Regions from separate parts of the Mus musculus genome. Here regions 1, 3, 4, 5 and 6 are each linked to region 2. The links are chromatin loops, found by intact Hi-C in ENCODE. Cell type or tissue: left cerebral cortex. All regions are shown on one strand.

Evidence for each region. Peaks named below come from ENCODE experiments on the same cell type or tissue, not always from the same donor. Only the 100,000 strongest peaks of a DNase experiment are listed, where the experiment ranks them.
Region 1: it touches region 2 in a loop (5-fold over the local background); 11 of 42 quality-filtered maps call a loop at or near these places.
Region 3: a loop joins it to region 2, with 8 times the contacts of the local background. A loop is called at or near these places in 20 of 42 quality-filtered maps.
Region 4: a loop joins it to region 2, with 11 times the contacts of the local background. A loop is called at or near these places in 13 of 42 quality-filtered maps.
Region 5: it touches region 2 in a loop (2.1-fold over the local background); 10 of 42 quality-filtered maps call a loop at or near these places.
Region 6: it touches region 2 in a loop (9-fold over the local background); 18 of 42 quality-filtered maps call a loop at or near these places.

The regions. Positions count from the first base shown.
Region 1 is chr10:34,204,348-34,209,347 of GRCm38, forward strand. Dse (dermatan sulfate epimerase) reads right to left here and starts at 2,888. Exons shown (of 6, transcript NM_172508.3): 1 at 2,733-2,888. In left cerebral cortex, a CTCF peak has its summit at 2,437; DNase peaks (open chromatin) are centred at 2,575, 2,831, 3,300 and 3,660; H3K4me3 peaks cover 1,606 bases; H3K27ac peaks cover 1,395 bases.
Region 2 is chr10:34,278,078-34,283,077 of GRCm38, forward strand. Tspyl1 (testis-specific protein, Y-encoded-like 1) reads left to right here and starts at 4,113. Exons shown (of 1, transcript NM_009433.3): 1 at 4,113-5,000. The coding sequence starts at 4,204. All of the region lies in intron 1 of Gm26564 (a long non-coding RNA gene), which reads right to left. In left cerebral cortex, a CTCF peak has its summit at 2,668 (motif pointing left); DNase peaks (open chromatin) are centred at 2,706, 3,345, 4,081 and 4,652; H3K4me3 peaks cover 2,344 bases; H3K27ac peaks cover 2,287 bases.
Region 3 is chr10:34,033,993-34,038,992 of GRCm38, forward strand. It overlaps Trappc3l (trafficking protein particle complex 3 like), which reads left to right and starts at 3,605. Exons shown (of 7, transcript NM_001162937.1): 1 at 3,605-3,696. Calhm4 (calcium homeostasis modulator family member 4) reads right to left here. Exons shown (of 2, transcript NM_001081165.1): 2 at 4,792-5,000. In left cerebral cortex, CTCF peaks have their summits at 133 and 2,780 (motif pointing right); DNase peaks (open chromatin) are centred at 113 and 2,786; H3K4me3 peaks cover 380 bases.
Region 4 is chr10:34,149,236-34,154,235 of GRCm38, forward strand. Dse (dermatan sulfate epimerase) reads right to left here. Exons shown (of 6, transcript NM_172508.3): 6 at 2,154-4,739. The coding sequence ends at 2,981. Among named protein-coding and RNA genes, the nearest start is that of Calhm6, 24 kb to the left of the region's middle. In left cerebral cortex, a CTCF peak has its summit at 2,787 (motif pointing right); a DNase peak (open chromatin) is centred at 2,787.
Region 5 is chr10:34,094,375-34,099,374 of GRCm38, forward strand. It overlaps Trappc3l (trafficking protein particle complex 3 like), which reads left to right. Exons shown (of 7, transcript NM_001162937.1): 5 at 4,390-4,575. Calhm5 (calcium homeostasis modulator family member 5) reads right to left here and starts at 2,145. Exons shown (of 2, transcript NM_178908.3): 1 at 1,524-2,145. The coding sequence starts at 2,063. In left cerebral cortex, a CTCF peak has its summit at 2,291 (motif pointing left); a DNase peak (open chromatin) is centred at 2,234; H3K4me3 peaks cover 1,658 bases; H3K27ac peaks cover 1,060 bases.
Region 6 is chr10:34,017,167-34,022,166 of GRCm38, forward strand. It overlaps Rwdd1 (RWD domain containing 1), which reads right to left and starts at 2,450. Exons shown (of 7, transcript NM_025614.3): 1 at 2,200-2,450. The coding sequence starts at 2,272. In left cerebral cortex, a CTCF peak has its summit at 2,347; DNase peaks (open chromatin) are centred at 1,808, 1,999 and 2,553; H3K4me3 peaks cover 2,473 bases; H3K27ac peaks cover 1,452 bases.

The DNA.
Region 1 (5,000 bases), 74 kb before region 2:
CTGACACTCATTCATCATGTGGAGTTTATGGGAAGATCATTTCCCTTGTGAGTACACTGGGTTTAGACACCAGCTTCATTCCCATGTCCGTCCCTGACTGCAGGTATACAGATCTGGGTTGTCTAGTTTCAAACATCTGCTAGTAGTTTAGTGACCTCCAGAGAGTTTTAGTCTACAAATCACGATAGGAAGAGATAATGTAATTCCAATATGAGAAAAACTCAAGGCACTAAATATAGTAATAGGAAAGGTCCTGTCCTGTGTCAGATACTCTTTCAATAGGGTTTGTTGATCACAGAAACTCCTCAGGTGCCTTTCCCTCTTTTAGGATGGCAAACTCCCAGCCCCTTTCTGGGATACAGTGAAGCATTCACTGACACAGTTCCCACCGTCACAGAGGCCTGCCACAACACAGCCTAGGACAATAGAAGGGAAATGCACGTTAAAATGTTTACTATACGTAGAACTAAAACATCCTAGTGGCTGAAAAAAAAAATATTTAAGCTAGACTGTAATTAGTCCTTGGCAGATTTCTTTGACTGTTTTGAAAACAAAGATTCTCAATGAATCCACATATCCAAATTATTTCCCCTTTTACTCCACTAGTTAGAATAATAATGTTGAGAATTATGTTTCTCTAATGCAACACGGAGGAACCAAGCAAGAAGAAATAAAGAGCAAAATAATCTATCACAAGTAATATAAAGAAATGAAAAAACAAAACAAAACTTTGTTTCATCCCAGAATGCATTTGTCTAAAAATTGTCTCAGAGACTGAAATAATTTTCTATACTAAGACAGTACTAAGGTTCTGTGAAGGATGGCCCTAGGTCCCGCCACAACAGCACTGCAACCTCCTGCCCCCAGACACACACACCACTTATCTCATTGAAATGGACCACTTCAGCTGATTTGTGAACTACTGCTAAGTACTAGTGCAGACACATGCACAAGAACTACTCACTAAGATGTGACTGATTTAACTGGGAGAATCCACCGACTTCTTATCATGGTCTTTTTCTGGGCTAAAACCCCACCATGCAGATTGTATCCTGCTGTCAATTTCCCTCCTTGTCAAGGAACTTTAAAAAAAAGTCTCTTTTACTGAATGATTTCACTGTCTCTTTTTAATCTGGATATTAAAATGTACTTTGTAGACCAGTGTTTTCGTATAATTATTGAAACTAAGACTGATATCATGTTCTGATAATGACTAAAGGACTCTGCCGACATTCAAGTCCTCCATATTGCTTAGTCTCATATTCCTCTTTCTACAGCCAAAGACACTCCAAGAAAGCAGGGGCTGTATCTCGTGTACCCACTCCCTGTCCTAGTAACCCACACTCATGCTTTTGGTTAAGCCCTCAAGGAGTGTCACTATAGTAAACACATGTTAAATCCAAAATTTTCTCCCTTTTCAGTAGAATAGAATTTACTACCCCCCCCCCAAAAAGACCACATTTGTACAGGATTAAAGGAAAATAGTAATGTGTGAACAAATAATAGGGTAATCCTGTTTTATTTTTCCCATGCACGTTACATTTTGTAGTTCTCTCTAGTAGTATAGTCCAAAATCTTCTACAAAATTTTGGTTTCATAAGGGGTAGAGATGGCTCAGTGGTCAAGAACTGGTACTGCTCTTGTCCAGGACCAGAGTTCATTTCCCAGCACCCACATTAGGATGCTCAGAGTGTAGCTACCATACTAACACATCTAATGTTCTTCTGACCTCTGCAGGCACCTGTCTATAGTCCTGTGCATATACTCCCAGACAGACACATAATTTTGAAGTGACACTAATGAATCTTTTTTTTAACTTCACTAGTACTATCATTTATTAAGAAGATGTAAAAGCTGAAAAGACAATTAGTAAAAGTGAAAATTCTGTAATGTGAAAGAATATGAAAATATTTCTAGAAGATTCTACCTTCCTTAAGATATTGTTGATTAAGCAGCAATAAACACCAAATGTTTTCAAGAATCCACTAGAAAATCTCTAGAAACCAACGTGTCAGTTCCTGACCTAAAGAATTCCAGGTGAAAGAGGCCGGCCTCTTGCATTGGAAGCAAAGGATTAGGTTATGAATGCCAGCTGGCCTAAACGGAGGCTGTTGCCTCAAAGGAGAGATGAGAAAGTTCTCAGTTCACAAAGTTAGCTCAGATCCAGCCTCGACAGATTCTGAGCCCATGTGGCATCGCTTACAGTGCTCCCCAGCCCGAGTCAAGCCCGCCTGCCGGGCCCCCGATTGGCCCAGGCGGCCTCGGGTTGAGGTTGCCCAATCACTCTGGGGTGTTGGAGTGCAGGGGCGCTGGAATCCTGTGGCTGGGGGTGACTCAGAAGCAGCTTTCTGGGCGTTGGCGGTCCGGAGGTCGCACAGGCACAACCAGCATGGGAGCACACGACCACTACCATCCCTAGATAACTGGTGTAGCATAGGAAGGGAACGCAAGGGTGTGCTATCTCCAAACCTCTGGAAACTCGGGAGCACGTCCAGTCCCCGCCATTCGCTCCTGATCTCGGTGCTGCTGTCTGAGCTGGGTACCCGGGTAGGAGATCACGGAGCCAGCAGAGCTGGCCCGAGATGCTCAGTCCACAGGGAAATCGACGCGCAGCGGGGGACGTGGCTCAAGCTGGTCCGTAGGGACCGGTCCAGTGTAGACCCATGGAGCCACAGGAGGGTAGCTTCCTGGAGCGTGGCCCAGAGCAGCGCCCAACCCAGCCCATCACTCACCGCTCCGTCCTCCCGGGCGTCCTCTCTCTGCGTCCCCGTGGGGCGCCGGGACTCCGGACCCCTGGAGTCGGGCCCTCAGCTTGCGCGCCGAGCCATCCGAGCTCAGGGCGCTGCGCCCGGGGTGCGCCGCTGCAGCCTCTAGCCGCCGTGCGGACTGGGCGGAGACCGTCGGCGGAGAGAGGGGGGTGGGCCGCGGCAGGGCTCTGCCTGGGGCGGAGGAAGCCGCAACGTCAGCAGAGCCCGGGAGGCGAGGATGGGGAGGGGGAGAGCGGGACCCCCGCCCAGCCCAATCCGGACCTCCGCACGGGCTCTCCTCCGGCGCCCCAGATCACGGCTCCACGCGAGGCTCTGCCTTCCGGTCGCTGCGGCCCGGACCCCACAAGACACCACAGGACCCCACAGAACCCCAAGCACCCTGCCCTGCCCTGCCCCGCCCCGCCCCGCCGCTTTGGTTCCTACAGCTCTGATTTCTCCTGACCCAAGAGCTTCAAGTTCCACTCTGGAATCTCACCCAAAGGAAAGATAATTTCTGGAGGCCGGGGGAGGAGGGGCCGATTCGTTTTTTAAAGCGCTGGAAGAGGAAAGCCGAGAATTTAAAGAATCCCACTACCAAAGCTAGCGGCCAACCCCCTCTCCAGGCTCCAAAATAGTTACACTCCCGACGCCTCCCTCCCTTCCCCCCTTTCCTGAATCAGTTTTACTCTCAAAGAGAAAGGGGAAAATCCACCTAATCCGAAGCAGTTGTCGCCTAGAATGGAGTTGCAAAATACAGGGAATCCTACCGCAAGGAACCCTGTAAGCTGAACTGATTTTAATCAGCAAAGATAAAGGATTGGGGGAAGATCCTTTAGAGTTTGCAGTTCACAAAGGAAACTTTATCTTATTTCGTGTGTGTGTGTGTGTGTGTGTGTGTGTGTGTGTGTGTGTGTGTGTGTGTGTGTTTGTGTGTGTACGCGCGCGCGTGAGAGAGATATGCACCCAACTTTTGTTTATTCTTTCAATGAAATGTAGCCATCCAATACAAACTCTAACCGGTCCAGGGTTGGATCTCCTTCCTCAGAGTTAAAGAGAATTAACCTACTAGATTCTATGAAAAGGCAGCTTTTCGAGAGACACTTACCCGTTCGTAAGAATGGGCGGTTTTACTCAACCCTGTTTGCTAACAATTGCTCGGAGTTCTGACAGACTATGGAGACCCAAGGGCGCTTCCAGGCAACCACACTATTAGGAAAAGTTACAGATTTTGCAATCAAAAGTGGCTCCTCACCACGGATTAAAAAAAAAAAAAAGAAAAAAAAGAAAAGAAATACTACTGTTAGGCTTTTAAATGCTAACTCAGATAAATCACTAATTTGCGTTAACTTCCTGATATTTGGACAGGCCTGTGGTGAGAAAGTTCTAACCAGAGTAGTACTGTGAAGCAGTATTCAAATCCTTACTTTTCAGTTTACTGAAAGCTAAGCCACCTTCAGAGGCTGTGTCTCATCTATAGCATATAATTACTATAATACTCCATGCAACAAAAGATACAAATGGCTAATATTTATTAAAAGTTTACTGTATGCCAGGCCCTGTGTTGAGGTATTTATTTTAGTAGAATGAATTGTATCAGTGCCTAGCTGTAGTGTATAATTCTGAGTTAATTTCCACTTGTCTTCTCAAATCAGAAAATGACTTGAGAGAAAGCAAGATGTTTACCTACTGAACTTCCCAATGAGTAGTCTTGTAGTCATGGCCTCTCCCAGCTAATATCTTAGAATCATAAAAGAGTGTTCATACAGTCTTTGGAATGGAACCCTACACCTGACTGATGAATCAGGTGGTTGATCATAATGTGCAGACAAGACTGAAGGTCTTTTTTTTAAAGGTAGTAGTACCCACATTTACCTATTGATTGATGTCACTGCTCTGGAAATCTAGCTATAGCTGACACTGACTTGCAAAGATCCCCATGATATGATACCTCTCAACAGATTTACACATCTGCTTTCTGGACTCTATAGGCCTTTTTTTTTTTAAAGATTTATGTGTATTTTTAATTACATGCACATGGCTATCTTTCCACAGAGACCAGAAGGGGGACATTAAATCACATAGAATTAGATGGAGAGTGGTTGTGAGCTGCCCAACCAACATTGGTGCTAGGAGCCAAACTTGGGCCTTATCCAAAAGTGGTATGCCTTTTTGGCCACACTCTCCAGCCCCAACATGCCTATTCTTGACTCTGCAGGAGAATGCTTCAGTTTGTCTGAGTACATATCCATCTCT
Region 2 (5,000 bases):
AAGTTTCGTCTGAAGGATGAAGAATTATGACAACTAGGACATTAAATTAAACATCAAAACATTAGCTTTTCACATTGAATTAATTTTTACTTGAAAAATGAGTGACCTTGATGAACTTTCCTTTAAGACAAGTGGGCTCATTGTATTTATTTATGTATTCATTCATTCATTCATTCATTCATCCATCCATTCATTTATTGTGGTTTTAATCATGAAGGTCTGGTTGTTCTATAAAGGGTCTTTGACTCTGAGTCTGTACTCATATATTTGAAAGCATTTTTGTAAGATTATAAACAAGGTCTGGGGTTTTAATGATTTGTGACTAACACAAATTCATGGGAAAAATCTTTAAAGGACTTTGACTACAGATCTATGCCCCACACTTAGAAAATACCCAGAAATATTTTGCCTTGTATGAAATTTCTGAGCATTATAAGTTTGAAATGTTTCAGATACAAAAGCCAGATTATGAAGTGGCTAAATTCAGGTATTATACTAGCTAAATTTCTATGGTTCATAATGACACTAAAACACCTATATAACATACAAATATCTTTTATATTATCTTACATTATTACTTTACAAAAATATTGTGGGCATTTGTCAATAGTAATGTATTTTTCTGACTTTTTAAATAATTTAATTTTCAAATTTTGCAAGTAAGACTTGTAGTACCTGCTGCATTTTATTTTGTTCTTTTCTCCAGAGGGTGATGGCTTAGTCAGTTTTGGTTTTATGGTGAAGGAGCAAAACATCTGGATCATCTATTTGATAAGGCAGTAAGTGCTTCTAATGTTACTATTTCTTCTCAATTTACTTATATATTACATGTATAATTATATATTAATATTATATTATATATAATTATATATTTATATTATATATAATATATACATATAATTATATTATACATATTTATATATTTATATTATACATTATTATATAATATATATTTATATTCTTTTATATTCTTTTAATAACGTGAGCTAAAGAATGGATTCTATTGCTTTTTTTCTGCATAAAGCATTTAAAAGTGGTGTCTCTGAGATCTCTTTGTAGGCCATTTTAGTTCCAGCATTCCTTCTATCTCCTACCATGATGCTGTGTCTAGAAAAATGTCCAACTGAACTGTCTCACAAGGGATGTTGTGTGGTCTTCAGTTTAGCAGTCATTTCTCATATATTACCATTCAGCACATTAAATGAGTGAATGTGACTGATATAGTAGCCACATGGACATGGAAATTCCATTAGACAAGTGTAGAGTGCACAGTGCAGTAGCTGGGCTACTGTGCAAACATGCTTCCTATGTCCCCAGGCTTCACCTCTTTCTCAAGCTGGTCAACTGTGGACAGCTTTTGGGACCGCTTGGCAGGAATCTGACATTGGGCCATGACAAGGAAGTAAGTTCAGGCTAGAATCTAATTTTAGGCTAGAACAAAGAAGTAGGCTTCAGGCAAGAATGGGAATTTGGCCTAGGACCCAGAAGTAGGCTCAGATATCTTCTTCATCCTGATAAGCCCTTAGAAACAGGACTTTGTTTATTGCTTTGCTTGTTCCTTGACTATTTGTACTTATTGTCTTGCTTGTTCCTTCACCTAGATCTGACTTATTACTTACATGTAATTAAAATGATATAAAAGCAGATTTGGAAAAAAATAAACCTGCCTCAGCCTCAGAACTGGCTGGGTCATGCTACAGTGTTGTCTAATTGTCTTTTTTCTTTTTAATCTTCTCTGCTGCCCTGGAGAACCTGTTGACTGATTGAGCTGGCTTGGTCAGTCAGTCCTTATCCAAAGCAGGAACCAAGTCAAGCTCATTTCCTCCATAACACATACATTCAATATCCTTATCTGAATGAATGCATTAATGCTCTACCTGAAATCATTAAGTTAGTGCACAAAAACTTAATTAAAATACATGTAAGCTTCAGCATAGAATGTAAATAATATTACTATGTTCTGCTAATTGAAAGCTTACAATGCTACCTACTTTATATATCATTTTATACTTTATACATCTTGTGTCATCTTCATATTAGAGTTCTAAAATATAAATGATAGTTTCCATTTTAAGTATTAACAATTATTTGAAATTGTGGGGCAGTGGTGGCACATGCCTTTAATCCCAGCACTCTGGAGGCGTAAGCACCAGATAGAGTTCCAGGACAGCCAAGGCTACACATAGAAACCGTCTTGAAAAACAAAGACAAAAATCAAAACAAATCAAATTAATTCATTGATTGGTTGTGTGTGTGTGTTTGTGTGCCATGGGGGATCCTTGTGGTGAACAAAGGAAAACTTGCAGGAGTCATTTTTTCTTTCTTCCCCATTGGTCCGGTCTTGGGGATTAAACTTATCTTTAGGCTACGCAGCAAGCACCTTTGCCTGCCTAGAGGGGTGACTTGTCCAGGTCAAACAAACCAAAGCTAGAACTTGAATCAAGTTGAAGACAAATGGGGACCTTGTCAGACTAAACAAAACCAAGTGGACACTTCTATATGATAGTTAGTGGAAAATAATAATAAAATGAATCATGTCTAAGATGCATCGTCTAACATTCATAGTTTAGTCTCAGTAAAAGACTGTGGCTCAATTTCATTTACAAGAATCCATTCTGTCATAGGTGTAGCATCATTTTCTAAAGGAGAAGTCGCTCCCTCTAGTGACAGTCGTTGGAAATAACACGCCTAGCAAGAATTTAACCGTGGAAATTCCTTTCTCTGTGTGGAAGAAACAGTGCAAGGGAGAGAGGAGGAGACATTATTTACCAGAACTTCACCAAAATTGGATTACAGTTTCAGAAGACCTGACATAGGCATCTGTGTCACTCTCCATCCGCAGTTACTTTTATGAGATGTGTAATTTTCTAACCACGCCATTCTTATTGGTGCGTTTACCACTGTGATAAATGCCACGTCATATAGTTCTTATAATAACCTAAGTCGGTGACCCCTTTGCTATACTAAAATCGCCACCACTACAGTAAGCTTTATAGTAAAATTGTTAAATTTTCTATTTATGTGTGTAGATGGGTTATATTGTCTATGAACTTTATCGAAAAACGTTAAATGGTGTTTTGGAAATATTTGTTATACAGAAGGTGACATTTTTCTGGTAAATTTGAATTTGAGGACCACGAATAACTACCTTCTTTTTCTCAAAACAGAAAGGAAATGAATGTGTTCTTAAATATTAATCTATTTATGGATGCGGAAAGGAGGTGGGAGAAAATATGTATCAACTTGATATAGACTATGCATTTATGCCTATGTCCTAAAGTGACGTCACATCCCGTTCAGAGAACCCGGGAATCAAATGTCCAGGGCTCAAATCATCGCTCTGTCATTTTCTATGTTATTCTGGTAAGAGACCCAGTCTCTCCTTGTCTCAATAAAATGGATATCTTAATACATCAGAGGATTGTTATGCAAACTATTCGATGCCACGGTGCAAGACACACCAGTAAAAACAATCATTAATGATGACCACAAAATCTTTTCCAAAAAGAATAATTCCCAAAGCAAACCCACAGATCTTTGTTCCCCAGTAACGTCAGAGCTTAGAATAGAACTGAGTTTTTATTATTATTTTGAGCCAACGTGTATGCAGCCCAGGTTAGCCTCCAAGTCAACGATCCTCCTCAGCACCAGAGCACTGAGGCGACAGACAAGGGCCATCACACCAAGCTAGACTTCATTATTTTTTTCAGTTCTGTGGTGGTGGTGGTGGTGGTGGTGGTGGTGGTGGTGGTGGTGGGGAACCGTGGCATTCACCTTGGTTAATACAAACATTTGGCTCCTAGCTTTGTCTAATACCAGGAGGTGTTTTTACCGTTCCACATAAGTGGAAAGGGGATGAACTTGTTTGCAGACACAGACACACACACGGCTGCAGCCCGGATGCGGGCGAAGGGTCCAGAAGCCAGGTCCAGAAGCCCCGCCACTGTCTTCAGTCTCCTAGGATGATTGACATCCCTTTACGGAAACAAACGTGACAACCGCTATCCGCTACATTTACAGAAGCCAAACAAATACGGAAGTCACGAGCTGAAGAACCAATCAGGTGCGCTGCAGGTTCTCGCGAGACTTGCGGGCTGTGGCTCTGGCGTCACTGCGCTGGAGAGAGCGAGGGGCGGAGCTGGGGTTGCGGGGGACCGTGAGGGTTGTTGTTTGTAGGCGGAGGTCTGCGCGACTAGACCCGACATGAGCAGCCCGGAGCGGGACGAGGGGACCCCTGTCCCCGACAGCCGCGGCCACTGCGATGCTGACACTGTCTCGGGGACCCCAGACCGGCGACCGCTGCTCGGCGAGGAGAAGGCGGTGACAGGTGAGGGCCGCGCAGGGATCGTGGGGAGCCCCGCGCCCCGAGATGTCGAGGGCCTTGTCCCCCAGATTCGGGTGGCCGCAGCTAGGCAGGGAGAGTCACCTCCTTCCGTTCGGGGCCCCGCGGCAGCGGTGTTCGTGACACCGAAATATGTGGAGAAGGCCCAAGAAACTCGGGGAGCGGAGTCCCAGGCCCGTGACGTGAAGACGGAACCGGGCACCGTCGCGGCTGCAGCGGAAAAGTCAGAAGTGGCCACGCCAGGGAGCGAGGAGGTGATGGAGGTGGAGCAGAAGCCCGCGGGCGAAGAAATGGAGATGCTGGAGGCGAGTGGAGGAGTGAGGGAGGCGCCGGAGGAGGCAGGGCCCTGGCACCTGGGCATAGATCTTCGCAGGAACCCGCTGGAGGCCATCCAGCTGGAACTGGACACTGTGAATGCTCAGGCCGACAGGGCCTTCCAACATCTGGAGCAGAAGTTTGGGCGAATGCGACGACACTACCTGGAACGGAGGAACTACATCATTCAGAATATCCCAGGCTTCTGGATGACTGCCTTCCGGAACCACCCTCAGTTGTCCGCCATGATTAGGGGTCGGGATGCAGAGATGTTAAGGTACGTAACCAGTCTGGAGGTGAAGGAACTGAGACACCCTAAGACTGGCTGCAAATTCAAGTTCTT
Region 3 (5,000 bases), 240 kb before region 2:
TGGGGCAGCCCACCCTGTATGCCGGGGTGCAGCTAATGTAGGGCCTGGCCACGCTGCCAGCTGGAGACACAGGCGGCAGTTGGCGCATAGGAGAGGAGCACTCCGGAATCAATGGCCAGCCACGCGGGGGCGTAAAGCTGCTGTGCAATGCAGCTTCATTCGCATGCCCCACCCTGGTATCCAGGATACTTCAGAGAAAGCTCAAAGGCTAGGTTCTCTGATGGCAAAAAGGACAGCATTCTGTAATAATCGTTATCGCTTGTTTTGCCTGTAATGACCTGCTTTTTGCTTTGGGGGACAGAAGAACGATGCTTTGGGCTTTATCTTCAAGGGGGAAAAACTCTTCTCGAGGAATTTCAGTTACTTTCCTAAATAAATACGCTTGTTTCTTAAGTGACTTCAAATAAAAGAATGGCAGCGTAGTCTTTCCAATAGCAAGCCCACTTGATGTATGAAACTTATATGCTCCATAAAGTCCCACAGAAATTGAGAATCTTGAGAATCCTTGAAAAATGACAGCCAAGGGTTACACAGTGAAACCCTGACTCGAAAAACAAAACAAAACCAACAACAAATTATATATATATATATATATATATATATATATATATATATATATATATATATATATATATATATATATATTTGCTGGCTGTGGTGGTGCATGCCTTTAATCCCAGCAGTTGGGAGGCAGAGGCAAGTGGATCTCTTTGAGTTTGAGATCAGCCTGAGCTACAGAGTGAGTTATAGAAGTAGAAGGCTACACAGAGGAAACTGTGTCTCAAAAAACCAAAGGGAATAAAAAAGAACCATATATGATGAAATTGGATTTATAATATACAGTTCTGTTAATGCTAACTACCTTTTAAATTATATTTGTAGCCTTAAAATGAAGCCTACAGGTCCAGAGTGATATATTTCCACAATGCCAGTACTGAGTCAGATGAGGCAGGAGAATCATTAATTCAGTATAAGTCTGAGCTATACAGTGAATCCTAGTCTGAAAAGAGACAGAGAGATGGAAAGAGAAGTATCTATGGATCCAATAAAGTTAATATGAGCTCTTATTTTTGCAGTTCTTGTCCCCTTAAAGTTGGACTACATTGTATTTTATTTACAAACTATTATAGAGATAGATAATATATAAATGATTGACAGAAAGATAGATAATTGATAGGTAGAAAGATGATAGTTCAAAGAGCAACAGTTTTGCCTAAACTGGTCAAGGGAAGATACAATCTTGTACTAGACACACCCTTGAAGAGGTCTTGGATTCCTAAACTCTTGAGATGAGTTGGTATGTGCCACCATCATACCACACAATCACCACTATAATAAATTTCTATAGACTCTGTGGTTTTAAGAAATGCAAATTTGTCATCTTGTAATTCATAAAAACTATATAGAATCCTTACTAGTCTGACACAGTTCTCTGTAGGTCAAAATAAAGATGTCGGCAGGGCTGTGTTCCTTCTGCCGGCTCTCAGAAAGAGTCTACGTCTTTGCCTGTTTGTAGAGGATGCCCACATACTTTAGCTCATGGCCCTGTTTGTCAGGGATGATGGACACTCAGTAATGACTCTTTCTTCTCCTGTCTGGCAATACCAAATTGAAATATTTCCTCCAGATTACAGGATCCACAAGACTCGGAGTTTAAGCAATTCAAGGATCCCAGGAAACCTCTAAACTTACCTGATTCACAAGACCTCTCCTACCCAAAAGTTACATAAGCAGTAAAGATGGTGCAGAAAGATCCAGGGGTGGAGGCTCTGTGAGTCGTCACCCATGTGGACCGGGGCTTTAGGGTGATGCACTTCCTATGAGCAACCCCTCACCTATAATCCTATGAGCAGTTCCAATAAATTCCTTGGCTTGCCAAGTTGAACTTGGTAGAATTTTTTGGTCTGTTTATTGTTACTGCCCTGTCTGTGTTGAGCGGACATAGTTTGTGATTCCTTGAGAGTAGCCCAACATTTTCCCTGACTGATTCCTCCTGTGGAGAAATGACTCGAGACTCTACAGGACTTGATCTCCTCATCTAAAAGTACTCGTGTCAAATCTTCCAAGTGTCTTTCCCATCAAAATAACACTGATGAATTACAAGGACTAGAGTCTTGGAATATAAACCCCGTGGCATGTAAGTGTGTCTGTCCATATGTTTAATTTTGAAGGAGATTTATTCAATATAGATTTTCGCAGAACTACTCTTCAAATAAGTCTGTGTTCCAAGTAGGAGTTCACTCAACAACTCTTACAACTTAATCATTCTTTCCTGTCTCATACAAAGGAAAATTAAAGTTCCAGAGAGGCTGACATTCATAAGGTCATATGAGTAATGAGTGACAGTGCTTCTCTGAACTCCATGTTAACCCTTCATAACTATGGCCTTCTGAAAGAAACAAGATTATAGTGCTGTCCTGGACCTTTCATGTGTGTGTGTGTGTGTGTGTGTGTGTGTGTGTGTGTGAGAGAGAGAGCGAGAGAGAGAGAGAGAGAGAGAGAGAGAGAGGTGGGAGGGAGGGAGGGAGGGAGGGAGGGTGGGAGAGGAAGAGGGAGAGAAAAAGAGAACCTGAGACTCCAGGACAGGGGTGGTGGTAATTCTGAAAGTGTTTTTTTCAAGTTGGAAATATTTGCGTAGATTTACTGATGGAGCATTTCAAACCCCTCATGTTGCTGTTTTAAATGTCTTAATGTTTGGAATGCTTCAGACTTCATATCTTTGTAATGCTCCATATGTACTGCAGTCACCCACTACAGATAGTGCACATACTCATAGAAACCACTAGGTGGCAACAGAGGAAACCATACATGAAAGCTGCAGTCTCCCTAGATGCTGAGATTAAAGAAGATTCATCATTCTTGGAGTTTAGAACAGCCAAATGAGTTCCACTAAGGACGATGCAGTTCACCCGTTTAGAACCACCGTGCGCTATTCCATCCAGGGTCACATCTGTAGACATGTTAACTTCCAGTTCACACAACCAGTTTTAAACCTGCCTGTTTCCCAAGCCTGGCACTCTGCTCTTTCTTGATCGCATACTAATACTTGGTATGCTGCATGTTGAACCTAAAATTGTGTCTATGCATTTGTGGCTTTTTGAGCTAGAAAACATATTTGTACTCTGCATTCAGAATGCCGTTAATTAGTTATATGATTTAAAAATGTAAAGGTCTGTTTGTGTTTGCCTTTTAGTACAAACTAGATGCGAAAGAACAGTAAGCCCACGCTGTTGTTTCTTTTTTCTTTTTCTTTTAAAAAAAAGAGTGCAAGAGAAAGTGATATAGATCTCATTGGACTGGAGTTGCATGTGGTTAGAAACTACCAGGTGTGGGTGCTGGCAAAAGAATGCAGATCCTCGGGAAAAGCAACAAGCGCTATTAAACCCTGAGCCCCCACATGGCTGTTTCTAATTGCAGTCATTACCTTAAATTTTTAAACAAAAACACAGCTGGAATGAGTACAGAATCAAGGAGAATGATGAAGCATAAGTAAGGTCTGTGCAATTCAGCTTTGCTAGAGTAAAGGAGTCAGAAACAGCCAGAGCTAAGCTTTGGGTTTATTTTTCTCCTGGGAAGGCGGTGGTCTGAATCCTGGTGGAGTAGTGGAGCAGACAAAGGAGAAGTCAGCGAGTCTATCTCTGCCAAGCCACAGAAATTGATGTGCCAGCCAAAAGAACTTGGCAGCAAAAATACAAGGTAGGTGTTAGCGCATATAATTGATTTTAATTATATGCTTTATAATTACCTAAACCCATTAAGCATAAAGGAGAGGAAGGCCATGTTCTTTTTTTTTTTTTTTTTTTTTTTTTTTTTTTTTTTTTTTTTCCCATTTTTTATTAGGGATTTAGCTCATTTACATTTCCAATGCTATACCAAAAGTCCCCCTTACCCACCCACCCCCACTCCCCTACCCACCCACTCCCCCCCTTTGGCCCTGGCGTTCCCCTGTACCGGGGCACACAAAGTCTGCGTGTCCAATGGGCCTCTCTTTCCAGTGATGGCCGACTAGGCCATCTTTTGATACATATGCAGCTAGAGTCAAGAGCTCAGGGGTACTGGTTAGTTCATAATGTTGTTCCACCTATAGGGTTGCAGATCCCTTTAGCTCCTTGGGTACTTTCTCTAGCTCCTCCATTGGGAGCCCTGTGATCCATCCATTAGCTGACTGTGAGCATCCACTTCTGTGTTTGCTAGGCCCCGGCATAGTCTCACAAGAGACAGCTACATCTGGGTCCTTTCGATAAAATCTTGCTAGTATATGCAATGGTGTCAGCGTTTGGATGCTGATTATGGGGTGGATCCCTGGATATGGCAGTCTCTACATGGTCCATCCTTTCATCTCAGCTCCAAACTTTGTTTCTGTAACTCCTTCCATGGGTGTTTTGTTCCCACTTCTAAGGAGGGGCATAGTGTCCACACTTCAGTCTTCATTTTTCTTGAGTTTCATGTGTTTAGGAAATTGTATCTTATATCGTGGGTATCCTAGGTTTTGGGCTAGTATCCACTTATCAGTGAGTACATATTGTGTGAGTTCCTTTGTGATTGTGTTACCTCACTCAGGATGATGCTCTCCAGGTCCATCCATTTGGCTAGGAATTTCATAAATTCATTCTTTTTAATAGCTGAGTAGTACTCCATTGTGTAGATGTACCACATTTTCTGTATCCATTCCTCTGTTGAGGGGCATCTGGGTTCTTTCCAGTTTCTGGCTATTATAAATAAGGCTGAAAGGCCATGTTCTTAATGAAAAAAATTTACCCAGCTAGCTGCTGAACAAAAGAATACATGAAAAGAGGGTGGGGTATCGATTTATTTCATTTGAAATAGATGATACACAATGCAATAAAATATCAAGTATATATGCTATTATTCATGCATTCATATAGATGCTAGGAATTCCTCAGAACCATGTAAATCAGGAATTCCCCATCTCCTTTACCAAAAAGTCATGGCCACGATTAACTGGCTCAGAAGGTAAGCTTTCTCTGTTTGAGTTTGTT
Region 4 (5,000 bases), 130 kb before region 2:
TTACATACCAATTGCAGTACCTCCTTTTCTCCCATCCCCCCTTCACTTAGCCCCTCCCCCATCCCCTTCTCCTCTGATAACAACTTGCCATGGCATATCAAGTCCCTCTCAGGTACCAACTTGCCATGGCATATCAAGTCCCTGAAGGACTTGGTACATTCTCTCCCACTGAGGCCAGAAAAGGTGGCCCAGTAAGGGGATCAGAATCCACAGGCAGGCAACAGAGTCAGGGACAGCCCCTGCTCTAGATTAGAGACTCACATGAAGACCAAGCTGTATTATCTGCTGCATATGTGTGAGGGCTGCTAGTTTTTAAGAGCACTAGAGATTCAAACTCATGTCTTTATGTTCACACACACTTTACCCACCAGGCTATCTCTATAGCCCACCTTTCTGACTTCTAAAAATTTATTTTTCCTATGAGATATTCTCTCTTTACATATTCCTGGCTGTGCTGGAACTTACTATATATATAGTTGGCCTTGAACTCACAAAGATCCACCTGTCTCTACCCCCCAAGCATTGTTATTAAAGGTGTTCAACACTAGAGCTAGTGACTTAAACAATTTCAAGAATTATATCCAAAGAATGTTTTCATAGCATCACTATGAAGGCTTAAAAAACTAATCAGCCGAAAATCCAAACTATGTTGCTTTCACCACACAGCCTCTAACTGTCTGTGCTAACGAGGCTCATATTTCCTTAGAGGCTGGGACTCAAAAGTCCTGCTTAGTACTGAACAACAGCTCATAGATTAGCCACAAACTTGAAACATTCCTTTCACTGTGCGCTGCACTGAGACAGAGTCCATATTGACTGCTCAGTTTCAAGGGAGACTTGCTTGGTTTAATTAAAGATACAAAGAGTTCCTTAGTTTGTCCTAAGTATACCCCATCCTTGATAAAAAACATATCTCATTAAGAAAAAATCTGATGTATTTTAGCATGATCTTTTACTTGGTTGCTTAAAATCATCCAAGAAATTTCTTTAAAAAACAAAACAAAGAATTCCACTATTCACTAGAAGTGGGAAACCCTTAACATATTTTTTTTAAAATTACTTCAAAAAAGGAGGTCATGTTCTGGTTAAAGAGGATCATGCAATGATGATTAATGCATTATCTAGCCTGAACCTAATTGGTTGCTAATTTAAAAGGAAAGCTAGATTTGGCTCACACTTGGACTTTCCATCTTTGCTATAAACCATGCTCATGTTTTGGAGTTGAGGTCAGGTTTTCTTCCTTTGTAACCTCAAAGAGCAAACTTCCCCCAACTCCTTAAAAAAAATATCCCTTCCACACAATTCATCTTTCTGAATGAGAAAGAAGAGAAGAGATGGCTGTTGAATGAGGTTAAGTAAACGGAGAAGCTGTCACATAAAGCAAGTTTAAATCTCAGTAAGAGCAACCGTGCAGGACAAACGGAAGCATTATTCTTTGGAAAACATCATTATTTAAACAGTGTGTAATGAAATCCTCCCTGGAGACAGCCCCTGTGAGGGACAAGCTACTTGCTCAGAAGTCAGCTTCTAGGCTTCGAGCATAAGAACGGTAGCTCTGCCCAAAGTCAGACGTAAGTTTTCCTTGTGCAAAATATTCAAATTAGAACCATGAGATGGTACTCACAGGGCTTTCTCAGGGTTTGAATCTTTGATGCCTACTGCTGTTTCTCCGAACATAAAGGCCTAGGCAGAGGCAAGACTGCTACTATGCTTAGCTCCATAAATCAGTGAGCGTGCCCTTATTCCAAAAATGTATGCTCAATCCATTTCCATTTTCAAGGGAGAAATTTATCAGCCTCAACTACACTCTATGTAAGATGATTTATGCTTTCAGTCCAAGTATAACATTTTCTTCTGCGCAAGCAGAAACTGTGGGCTGCATTTCCAGCATTCTCTGCTGCTGTTAGCCCCTGAGGACATGATTGCACCTAATTACAGAAATCTTTTACTTAGGCTAACCAGACTTTGGTTTCTGTGTTAACTGAAATATGCTTAGACGAGAAAAATACAAAGAGTGAAATTATGTTTTTCAAAAAATCAAGTAAGTTTAGTGAATGCATAGTAAAATGAAGTTCTCTCTTAGAAGATTCTGGAAAATAGAAATGCACTTTGAATATAATGGAACACAGAAGAAGCACACCAGAGCAGGAGAGATCATAATTATGATTGGTTTATTTAGCAAAATAAACTTGAAGAAACTTTTCTAATTAAAAACATCAGAATCACACCAAAACTTTAGTTCCATGTTCTTTGGTATTGAGTTTCAAGATATAAAATAGTTTATTTCAAAAACTTTACCCTTTGGGTCTATAAACATTTTACATAAAAGAGGAAGAGAATATGAAATTACCTGTTATTGTATTATTTATCGAAAAGCCACAAATACCATTCCTGCACTGACAAACAGCATCAAACAGATGTTCATTCTTACATGTTTTCCATTTTAAAAAATTTCAGTTCCTTTATGATCTTCTGCTATCATTTTATCACGTAATTTCATGAAGTTTCCAGGTCTTATAATCACAGTTCCCATTATTTATATTTTAACAGCCTGTATTGCTTGGAATTATGTGCCTCCATATGTTCCATAATACAGAATCTGGAAGCTTCTAACAGAATTAAATTAATGATAATAAAGTCCAATTCATTTTTTTTCTTTATAGTAACAGAAAGCTGATGTAAAAAAAAAAAAAAAAGAAAGAAAAAGCCAGGTATTTTTGACTCTTCTAATAGATACTGGTCAGCCAGCAAAGCCAAACATTTCCAGAAACACAAGGGGGCAGCCAAAGCCATTCTTACACCCTAGGTACATCCTTTGTGTGTCTAGCTCAGGGCTTTCCATACCCCCACTTTTTGTGTGTGAAAACAACTTCTCTTAAATTTGCTCAAGTAAATCTGGACGAGACATTATAACCAATTAGGAAATACATGCATACATTTCCTGACCTCTCGTGATCCTGAGAGGCTCATGGCCTTGGCGTTAGCACTGAGACTGGGAACAGGAGGAATACAACCACAGTAAGACACAGCTATCTATTAGGAGGACCGCATAAAGACACCTTTGGCCATGGAGGCTCTGAGCCCTCTGGAAATAAGTCAGTTGCATTGCCAGCATGACAAAGAAGATGGCAATGTTGAGGATCAAGAAGAGTCTGGTGTAGGAGGCTGACAGTGAAGGTGCTCTGTTGTGACTTGTCACCATCCGCACCTGTCCAAAGCCACCTTTCACGGAACCCTCGTTTTTATGCTTCTCATATGTGACATCAGCAAAATCCAAAAGGTCTTTCATTTCTTCATCTTCGTCTATGGGCTGTTCTCTCTGAGCTAAAACCTGAGCTTTCTGTCGAATCTTCTTCTCATTAACTTCAATCTGTGCGAAAATATCAGGAACCGCATCCACAAACTTGTAATGCTTACCCGCCTTTCGGCTTTTCTTCGACTTGCCTCGCTGCTGCCGCTGTTGCTGGGATATAGCAAAAATTCTGTCAATGGCTTCCTCTGTCTGTCTCTTATCTGAAAACCTCAGTAGGCGCTCGGCAGTCTTTCTAAAGCTAGCTGTGTTCTGGACTCGAGATAGGATCTGCTTCTCAAGCAGCTGGAACACGGGCTTAAAATGCTGCAGATTCTGCTCCACGATAGCAGCATAATCTTTCACTTCAGGGACAGCGGTGCTTTTGATGGCTGAACTCTGGTCAAACAGAATTTTCTGATGATCTGCAATGACCTGTGCGAAAGCAGAATGCCCTGTGTTCTCACCTGTCCACAGGTAAGTTGCATAGGCGTGTTCACTGGTAGCTATGAACACATCCAGCCGCTGAGGGTCTCCATGGATGCTGAAGCTCTGGACATCCACAGATGGCCCTATGAAGAGGTAAGCTGCCCTGGTGATAGGGCTTCGAAGATGCATGGTGACATTCACATAATTTGTCCCGTTGTAGGGATAACCCCGAGGATACATCACTGAGGCAAAGTTTGCTTTTTCACTATAACCGGTATCATCCATCCAGTACATTTTATAGAGACCGTCTCGCTGCCGGATGAGAGCCCCATGGACCCCATCTACTACTGTCTCCTCAAAAGGGACATCCACATTGTGGAAGAAACTTGCTGCTGTCTCCAGCGGGCTCTCCTCTCCCAGGTGGATCTGGTCTACAAGAAGGAGAAGCTGTGGGTGGAGGAGGATGAGATTCCGTTGAATGTGCTTCAGGTTGAGCATGGGGTTATATGCTCCTACGCCTTCTCCTCGGATAAAAACAACCCCATCCTTTTCATCTGCTGCAATCACTCTCCCCTGACAGCTGGCTGCCAGGTCATGCTTATACTTTGACCATTTTGATGAACAGTCTTCTGTGACCTGACCCTCCCAGGGAGAAAAGCAACTCTTAGACACAGCTGGAGAAAACATTAGAACGTTGTTAAAGTAGGTGTACTTTGGCCCATACAGGGCCTCAGTAATGAACGGCACACCATTGGGGGCGAAAGTGAAAGAGTTTTGGTCAGGGTGCTCATGTCCTGCATTAAAATTTCTCCACCCTTTGATCCAGTCTTTATATTTGTTTCTATGAACAATGTCATATATTGCACGCCCTCCAAGTTTTCCTGACTTGAAGGAAAGGAATGACCTGTTGATTTCTGCAGGTAGTGCACTTCCATAAGTCACAACACCCCAGTCCTCAAAATAATGCAATGTTGGGGTACCAAAATCTGGAGGTGGAACTGGTTTCAAGCTGGCATCATACCTGAAGGGAATAAATTTTTACAAATTAAATGGTTTCCTGATGAAAGTAAAAAGAACTCACTAGAGCTATGGTGCCACATGGTAATATAGTTGCAATACACAATCTACAGATGCTACCCAGGGCAGGGCAGAATATCTGGGGCATGTCACAAAACACTCTCAGATCAGCATACACCAGGCCGAGCACTGGAAACTTCATGGAAACACCCTGTGTAACCCGTGTTACTGGGCTGAAAATGAAAACAATTTCTGCCACTAACTT
Region 5 (5,000 bases), 180 kb before region 2:
TCATCCAGCTGGGTTTCATGTTGCTCTGCCCCACCCATGAATGAATGCACTTTTCCACCTCCGCCCACATGCCCAATTATTGTTTTGGACTGTTTGATGCCTCCTGCTGTCTGAACCTCATCGTCAGCACCTGCTATTGCTATACCTCCCTTCAGTCACATCTCTTGGGCATCCTCCTGTAGGTCCTTCTCATTCTACTAGAGTTATCAACAGGTCTTTGTGTTCGATCTAAGCTATGCCTGGGTGTGCATGCTTTTTTTTGAGTTTATATTTAAAGAGGAGCTTACACAGTGAAGAGTGTTGGGGATTGGCATCGGTTGAATGGAGCTGGTGCCTACAGAGGTAAGCCATGTGTCATCCACACTATCATAACATTAGTAATGAATACCTTCCTTCAACAAAAGATGGAAGGCACTCAGAGGAGCCTGACATGTTCCATCTAACCTATGCTTTATGAACTAAACAAAGGAGTTTATTTAGGGAAACTCTTTGATTTAATAGCTTATGGAGAATATAACCTTACTAGTAACCATCCTATATTGTAGAAGCCAACTTTGCTTTAATGTGTTTGCTGTAAGGGCAAGCCCTTGCAAAAACAGTAAAATTAGTATGTGCCTGTGCATTTATCCAGAAACCAACACTATTCCTGAGAAAGGATGGCTCTTTTAATTTACTCCTACCTCTTTTGGCCCCCGAAATAAGAAATGAGCTTCACTGCAAGGCTAGGCTAGGACTAGGCACCTGGATCTGTGTTCAAATACTTGGCAAGGTAACAAGTTCCTTCATTGTATTGATTAGTTGAAGCTGGAAATTACTGCCCACAAGGAAAACAATTCTCCAAATTCTGAGCTTCTAAAGTAGCATGAGAATTGACTTAGTCATACAGCACAGAGAGCAAAAGCCATAAACTGCCCCAGGGAATGTGGTCACACTTTACCAAAGACCATTTAAAGACTGATCAGTCCCATCTTATTCGGGGAACTCTCAATCTTGACAGCACTCATGCATAGAAATACCAGTTACCACTGTGGTTACTCAAGGAAATCTCTATGCTAATTATACCCCAAGAGACTTTGAAAAGTGGTCACTGATTTGGCTCAGCTCTATTTCAGTGGATGAATAAGATGTGTCTGTGTTTTCTGAGACATCGGCTTGAAAATAAATAATTGATAGGAGACAGTAGTGCTTAATTACAGCTCAGGTTTAGCACTCAGTGGATGACATTGTGTTCTGCATTATTTAGAGTCAACCCAGAGAGAGAGAGAGAGTTTTGAGCACTTAAGTATTTACATATGCATAACCCAGAGGATATTTTCTCTTTGGAAATGGAGACTACACAATCCAATCAGCAATTTTACTGAGCCATCTTGTCCCTAAAAAGCTTTTCCTGAGATTCTCTTAATGCTACATCATGTTCCAATTTCCACTTAGTGTCAAAAGTATCCTGGCAAGACTCAGACTCTGACGGATGAAAGGAAGCCAGAGAAGTTCCCACTAGGAGCAAAAGGCATGTTTGTCCTTACCTGAGACTGGGCCTGCAGGGATAGCCTCACTTCTTCACTCTCCATAGCGGCCATGCTACTTTTACCACAGGAGACTTTGTGCAGTTCTTCCCAGCACTCTTTGGGCTTGCCCTTGCAAATCATCTCCAGGAGCCTTGTGCTTCTTGTCCCGCTCATAGCACATTCATAAAACGTCCCATTAAGCAAAGCCACAGAGAGCCACATCACCGGAGCCACCAGTGAACTCAGTATGATATGGCCCAGGACGTAGAAGAAGCGGCAGCAGCGTCTCCTGGGAAATATTTTTTTTGGGTTCATACAGCAGCCAGTGAAGAGTCTCCATGCCTTGTTATTCAGAAAGAAGCCAAGGATCAGTAACACCCAGGCAGGGGCGAAGAGAAAAACCAGCCCATAGGCAGTATTCTCAACGCTGCAGGGGCACTTAAATGCCACCAGCGAGAAGAGACGTTCGCTACCCACGGTGAGCAAAGCCATGAAGCTGTAGCCAATAGCAGTTTTTTGGTTAAGAAAGAATTTTAAGATGCTCTGAAAGGCATCCATGTTGGAGACACACACACACACACACACACACACGCGAAGAGGGAAAGACGTTTGCCTTGGTTTTAGCACAGCAACTGTGGCTGAGGCTGAGGGTGGAGCTCTTTCAAAACAGCAATCCTGCTCAGTCTGCATCGAGCCAGATAAGGAAACAATGTCATTCCCCAGGAATGCTTTATTTCCCAACAACGTTCAGATAATGCCTCCTACTGGTGGTTGCTGACACTTGAGGGTAGCCAAAGAAGCTGAAAAGTAAACGCAAGTTCCTTTTAATAGTCTTTGCACGTGCTTTTGATTCCAAATCGAAAATGCTCATACAAATTATAAGTATAGAAATTGTCCAGTGGGGGGCTCAGTGCTTCTAGAAATGTGTTTCAGCCACTGACTGGTAGCCAAAGCCAGTCTCCAGACCCAGTGTTTCATGATCGGTTTCTTCTCTTGCTCTGTGCCCTAAGATTTAGTAGACAGGAGTTCTGACTTCCTAAAAGGGTTTTCTTCATTAGAGACCTGAAACATATGGGGTGGGGTTTTTAGAATTTGTGTGAGAAGTCTAATAACTACAGGGGCTTTAGAGAAAAGGAGGCATCCTCGTTTCTCTTCATGTAACGTCTTGATTCACATCATGATAGGTTTTGTTTTTCTTTTTCTTTTTGGTGGGAGGGGAAGTCACAAAGAAAATCTTTCTAAAACAGATGCCAAACCTGAGTTAGGATATCTTCGGGGCTCCAAACCACCCACCACTTGGTCATATGGACCATCGCTGAACCTCGGCATGGTGTTTCATACCAGAACATGTTTCACTCTGTTCACTTAGCAAATGCTAGCTGACTCCAGGTTGTTTTCTAGGACTGAACATAGTGTCACGTGTAGATTAGAAACTCACTCAGAAGTTTGATTTGCAGGTAGCTACTGAATTTGCAACGTAGTAGGATTGTTCAAGATAGGCAGTCCTCCTGTCTATTCAATCAACCAATGAGCACATGAATGAACATTTTTGTACTTCACATTATAAATGATTTAAGAAAATTGCTTCCATTTCTCTCCTACACTGCTCTTAATTTAAACATTAAGTTAATTCACACCTCTGAATGACGGCAGCACATCCAGTTGTCAGATTTCCATGAATAAGTGTAAGAAGCTTCGCCTAGGTGTTTTGTGAAAGGCCTTGGATTAGGAGTCAAGCAAGTAAAAGGCTACAGTCTTTGCTGTTATATTCGTGCTTCTCTAAAGAGCAGATTATACATTTGTGAGAGTTATGGCTTAGAAGAAATAGAGGGGCCAGCAAGATGGCTGTATGGGTAAAGGTGTTTTTCTCTAAGCCTGACTACCTGACCACTAGCCTCAAACCCACACAGTACAAGGGGAGACCCAGCTTCTAGTTGTTCTCTGACCTTATGCCATCCACACAGGCATAGACAAGCTAGCAAGCAAACAAATGTGAAATAATGTTTCAAAACGAAGTGAGTCCTAAACTGCTTAAGCACAGCTTGAAAACAAACGAAGAAAAAGGAGAGTGAAGGAGGCTAAGGTTTCTTGTTTCTAGGTTGTAGGGACTTTTGAGCCCTGTACCACAACAGCCACTTTTGAAAACTCAATTATCACACATTAATGTTGTCCCCACCACTTTCTCTTGCTCCTCCTCGAAGAGTTGACGTCTACAGTATGATTATGATAATTTTGTATGTTCAAAAACATGTTCTGGGGCCTAGACTGCCCAAAGCATACCCTCCTTAGACCAGTGATCCCCTGTCGTGGAACATGTGCCCAGGGTCACTTTAACTCTAAATTCTATGTTTTACTATGATCCGTGTGGCATATTTCATGCTGCTGTGTTGATGATTAATGATATTTTTGATTCTCAACATCCTAAAGCCTATGTGTTTTCTATGAGGGTTACTGGAAATCATTTTGTTTGTCTGTTTGGATTGCTTTAGTTTGACTTGGTTTGGTTTTTGAGACAACGACCTCTGTGTAACAGACCTGACTCCTGGAACTCTGTAGACCAGGCTGGCCTTGAAGTCACAGAAATCTACCTGCCTTTGCCTCCCAAAGGCTGGGGTGTGCGACCATGTCTGGCTAGAAATAATATATTTTACAAACTGTATTGTTCCACGAACATCAGCACTTTAGGATAGTCTATAAAAATAAAAAAAAAATAATTTAAAAGCCGCACATGGCATAAGGTCAGTAAACTGCAAAGATAACTGTGAGCCCAGACATCCTGACTGCCTGCTCAGCTTGGCAAGCTCACCACTGCTGTGATGCTATTGGCTTGTCTGAATAAGCTTCTGTTGAGACTAAGTGCTATAATTTTCTTTCTGTTTATCAGGTTGCTTTTAAGATGTACTTGGGAATTACACCAAGTGTGACCTGCCACAATTCAAGCAGAAATGAATTTTCCCTGATTCTACACAAGAATCCTCTGGCAGAGTTCGTCGAAGAGCTGCCTGCTGGGCGATCTGCACTGTGCTACTGCAATTTGCTCTGTGGGATCATCAGAGGGGCCCTGGAGATGGTAAAGCATGCGTTTCATCATGGCTTGCATGTTAGCCATCCAGAGCTGCCCTCAATGTGTAACAACTTCAAATGAATGCACAGTCTCTAAAGGTGGGAAATCCTAGACCAAGTAAGGCTTGTTACTACACGCCAGTGATCTCAGCGACCTGGGAGGTAAGGTAGGAGGGTCAGGATTGTAAGGCCAAGGCCAAGTCTGTGCTGTAGAAATTGAATTCAGCCTCATCCTGGGAAATTCAGTAAGATCCTATATTAAATTCTTAAAAATGAAATGGAACACTGAGGAGTTTGCTGAAGAAAAGGAAAAAAAAAGATCTGGGAGATGGCTCCGTACATGCCATTTAGCTGAACAACCTGACTTCAGTCTTTAGAACACACATTAGGCAAGGGCAGAGCTGATTCCAGCAAATTGTCTTGGAACTTTCA
Region 6 (5,000 bases), 260 kb before region 2:
AGCAATGGAAATAACTAAATTCTACTACCTTACCAGATCCTTGTCAAGTGATGCACAACTGGTGGGAGAATGGTATTGAGACAGTCTGTTTATACAGGTTGTTAGGAGGGTCAAAGTGCAACCAAGCTACCGAACAGGCAAAAAGAAGAAACTGGGGTGTGATGACAGTTCGCGACCAATGTAGCACTAGACTACAAGGTCACCAACAATAGAACAGCAACTAATGCTAAGGCTCAGCTAGGTCTGTGGGCCACAAGTGCACCTTTTTGACATCACACAAGGTCAGTGGACCTAACAAATGCTTCTCTCCTAGTTCACTGGGTATGCATTAAAGACAGGGTGGGGTGGGGTGGGAGAGCCAATTCCTTCCTCAGACTGAGCAGTTGCCAAATCTAGTATTAAGTAGGATATAAAATGAAGTAAAAACCTGCAAACTAGCCGGGTGGTGGTGGCGCATGCCTTTAATCCCAGCACTTGGGAGGCAGAGGCAGGCGGATTTCTGAGCTCAAGGCCAACCTGGTCTACAAAGTGAGTTCCAGGACAGCCAAGGCTATACAGAAAAACCCTGTCTCCAAAAACCAAAAAGTCCTACCTTTTCCCTAAAAGGTTTCAAAAAAAAAAAAAATACCAAGAGCAATACAAAATCCCTAAGAACAATTAATCAAGATTGTTTTTATTGCAAAAATGTGTATGGATGCAGAAAGGAATTACAAGCAGGCTCAGCAGGTTGCTATGGAATAGGTGAGTGCATCAAAATAATCGTAAGTCGTCATTTGTTACCCTGGCTCACTCAGGCTCCTTATGCACTTGTACATCTGACAAGAATTCCATATACTACTACTACTGGGACCTAGCAAAATTCAATACAATACTGCTTTAAGACATAAAAAATGTGCCATTGTAAGACACACATGCGCGGAACTTAGTGAAGGATAACCTAATATTTAAGACAAGTTAAAAATACTGTATGCCTCATGCATTTTTGTTTCTGCCTACAAAGGGTTCATGCCTATTATATTTCTAACGTGCTAGAAAGGTCTAAACATCGTAATTCAGACTATATCGGACAACTGACACTAGCGCTTTATTTTAGTTTGACACTGACATATAAGCAAGGATAGAGAAGGAAGCCAGACTCCACACATACACTCACCCAGGTAATGACACTCTCAACCCCCTCTTCACTCATCCCTTAACATCCGCAACACAGCTGTATTGCTGGTGCGAGAGAACATGAACTCGACTGGAGCTACACAGGAGTAGCTGAGAGACATCTGCCTGTTGGCAAAGCAGAACAAAATTTGCTTCCATTGCAAAAAGTTGGTCAAAAAGTGAAGCCAAGAAAGAAAACTAAGCTAAGCAATGAAAGGGATGGTTTAGGATTTAAAGTAATATGCCTTGGGTTCTTAATTCAGACACTAAGTAATACTTGACAACACTTGGAGGAAGGGTTGTGGAATGTAAATCCCATCAATCCCCAGCCTACGTTCATACTGACTTTACCTTGAGTGCTTCCCTAATTTGAGAAGACCCATAGATAGGTTTTCCATGGAAACAGACTCACAAGGAAAGATTCTACTAATGAATTTCCTGACGGATGCTTTCCCTTAGACCCAATCAGCTCTTCCTACATCTAAGCTGAGGCTGAATCCTTAACCGAAGTCTTCAGGATGTAAGAACTAAGGACCTCTGGCTGGAGGAGGGAGAGCACAAGCCACTTGCCTTCCCTGGGCCTCCAGAACCTCGACGACGTCTAAGATACCTAAGAACCACAGCGACCACATCGTTCATCAGGCATTCTGCAGAATGCCTGATCACTCTTATAGAGAGAATAAGACATCCCCGAGTGTGCTGCTCTCAAAAGCCAGCATCCCAATCTTCTCAGCAGGGAAAACAGCTGCTACTTCACCAGAGCTTAAAATAGGAGGTAAAGGGGGGACATTAAGCGGCTCTGGAGAAACTCATCGCACTGCTAGTTCCCCCCACCCCCCGCGTGCTTCAGTGAATCTCGGATGACGGAGGTTACGCGAAACCAAAGCGGTCAGGACCAATTCCAGGGCCTCCGCAGAGCCACCCGGACCTTCGGATTTCAGGACAGTGGGGAAGGAAGCAGGCGAGTGCTGGAAACTGTCTGGAGAGCGGCAGGAAGGGCCGCGGGGCCCCGGCCTCCGCCCCGGAGCAGGAGGCCGCCAAAGTCACCTGTGAAGGAGTCGGGGTAGATGGACTCCAGAGCCTCCAACTCGTTGCGTTGTTCCTCGCCGTAATCTGTCATCGTGGCCCGCGTTGTTGCCCGTGCATCGGCGCGACTCCCTGGCGGCGGGCTGCAGCGGACACCGCGGCCGCCGGCTGCCGGGCGGGCGCACGCGCAGAGTCGGAGTGGAAAGGCCTGGAGCCACGCCTGGCACGGATTGCTGAGAAACAGCCCCGGCTCCGCGGGCCGCCCGATCCCCGCGTCGGAGTTCGACTCATCGCGCCTGGAATGCCGGCCGCCGATTCGCTGCCTGTCTGCGACGGCTCGGGATTGGCTGGGGGGTGACCGCAGCCCGCCCGGCGTTCGGGAAGGACAGCTACTGCCCGCTGCTGGGCTTTGCTGGCTTCTGATGGAGACGCCTGGCAGAGAGGCATCGCCATTCTGCGCTCGATGTGTCTGGTCTGAGTCTCGCGCAGGGCGTGGTAGTGGCGCCGAGGGCGGGGCGCGGAGGTCCAAGGGCTTCCGCTTTTCCGCGTTCCTAAACCACGTTTGTCGCCCAGAGCAGCCTGTGGGCGACAGCCAGCCCGGCTTCTTGGAACTTTCAATGGCCTGATCTGTGCAGACTCCTGGAAGCCGAGCTGGGACTTGGGGTCGGGGTTCGTCCAGAGGTCTGTCCCAGGAGGAACCCGGGAGGAAGGCTGAAAGTCGAACCAGAGGTTCTTGCACCTCACTTTAAAGTTGTGAAATAAGTGAGGCGGAAAAATTGACCTAAAGACTTGTTCAGTTGTTATTTCAGCGAACAGATAAAGGGGCGGATCTTAGTGACAGATTTGACTTTGCCAAAACTACAATAAGATACCGGAAAATAATACCTTTGATTTAGCTCTACTTCTGCTGATAGATTTGACAGCTTCAAGTCTATCACTACAACCAAAATGTCAAATGCCGTAACGGCAAAACTAAGAAAACAGATAAATATGTCTTCTTTTTTAATGAACACTAAATAGTTACTTGGTTTATATTTGTTTATAATAAAGGAACACGTACTAGCCTAAACAAAATGTGGGGAAATGTACCTCGGGAAGAATACCCCAAACATACTAAAAATGTTTCCCCAAATTTCTCTACCTTCCTTGTGTATTAAAGCTGGCTTTACTTGTATTATGCAGGTTCCATAGATGGGCTTTTTTGGCTTTGGCTTTGTGGTGATTGTTGCTGTTGCTTGCTTGTATCTTGCTTACTAGCCAGGATTGCCAGAACTCGTGTTACCCCTACCCTGGCCTCAGTGGTGCTGAGATTGTAGGTGTGAGCCACAGTGCTCCAGTTACACAGAAAGAGTTTTTTGTTTTGTGTTTAATTAGCAAGTATTCCTTACTTACAGTAAAGGAAATGCATTATGTCAAAAGTATTATGGTTTCTTGTTTTAAATAGATTAAGGGTTGCTTTTTGCCTTCTTTTAAACTTTAAAGGGGAGAAAAGGAAACTTCTGAGATGAGGTAGCATTTCAGATATAAGCTGCATATTTGTTTATTCAAAGGAATTCCGATGATTAGTTACCAGAATAGACTTCTAGGAACAGCTGCTTTAAAGTTCTGAAGGAGACAGATCACTTGGCAGGTTGGAAGACAGTGTGGAGCATTCGCCATGATCTAGTTGAGGGGCTGAGGCATAGATTATGAGGAATTCTGGAAGTGTTAGTGACTCAGACTCTTAACTTAAGAAATGCCACCATGGCCACTCAATCGGACAAAATCTGAAAAGAGAGACTGGTGGCTATGAAAATAAGCTAAATAAACCTATGCTAATTTAGGCAGGCATTGATTGTCGAGATAAGGATCAAGTTCCCAATACGTTTTATATAAATGTCAGGACTTGATGCTGATTAGTAAGGAAAGAATCAAGCTTAACTTCTGACTAGACTAACTTGCATCATGAAGTTCTGATATCAAAAATGACAGGTGAAGAAGACATTTGACAAAGATGTTACTGACTTGTGGGACATTTGGCTATGCACAGACAGCCTGGTTTCCAGTTGACACTTTATGTTGAACCCCGGGACCCAGTGGTGATAATTCACCTACATGGGATAGAAGGAGTTCTCTCATGTCTCCTGGAACCCTGGCTCCTGTTGAAGTTACTGACCCCCCGCCCCCACCAGCCCCCACAAGAGAACCATGGTTAGTAGTCACGTAGGCAACATCCCAAGCTTCTGACCTTCAGGCTAGACTCTGCCCCAGTTACCTAGCAACAGTAAAGATAGCAGCATACCATAAGAGGGGCTGCTTGGCCCCACCTCACTCTCTTACTCCCCTTACACTCTTCTTACTTTCTCCTCTCCTCTCCTCACTCTCTTCCTCGCTCTCTCCATTTAACTCTCTAGCCTTTCTTCTCTCTCTCTCTCCTTTTCCCCCTTCTCTCCGCTTGGCCATGGCCAGTCTCTCTCTCATTCCACCTTCTCTCCTTTCTCCCTGCCTTTCTACAATAAAGCTCTAAAACCATAGACTGTCTCTGTTCATCAAGGCCCCCCTGCACTTACTCTCATCTGCATGGGAACCTCACCCCTTCTGCCCTCTCTTCCATAACCCGGTCAGGGATTGCCCCTTGTCCACCTCCCCATCCCCCACCAAGTGAGGTCAGTGGCATAGATGCCCAAGAGCATAGGAGGAACTCTGGCCGGATGTGGGCTATCCTCCCTCCCCCCTCTTCCCTTACCCCTTTTGTTGCCAAAACCAAAGCAAAGTTTGTTTCCTAACAGAATATCAAGGAAAAGAGTCTGCCAAAGTTGGTGAAGTACAAACAACCATCCTAT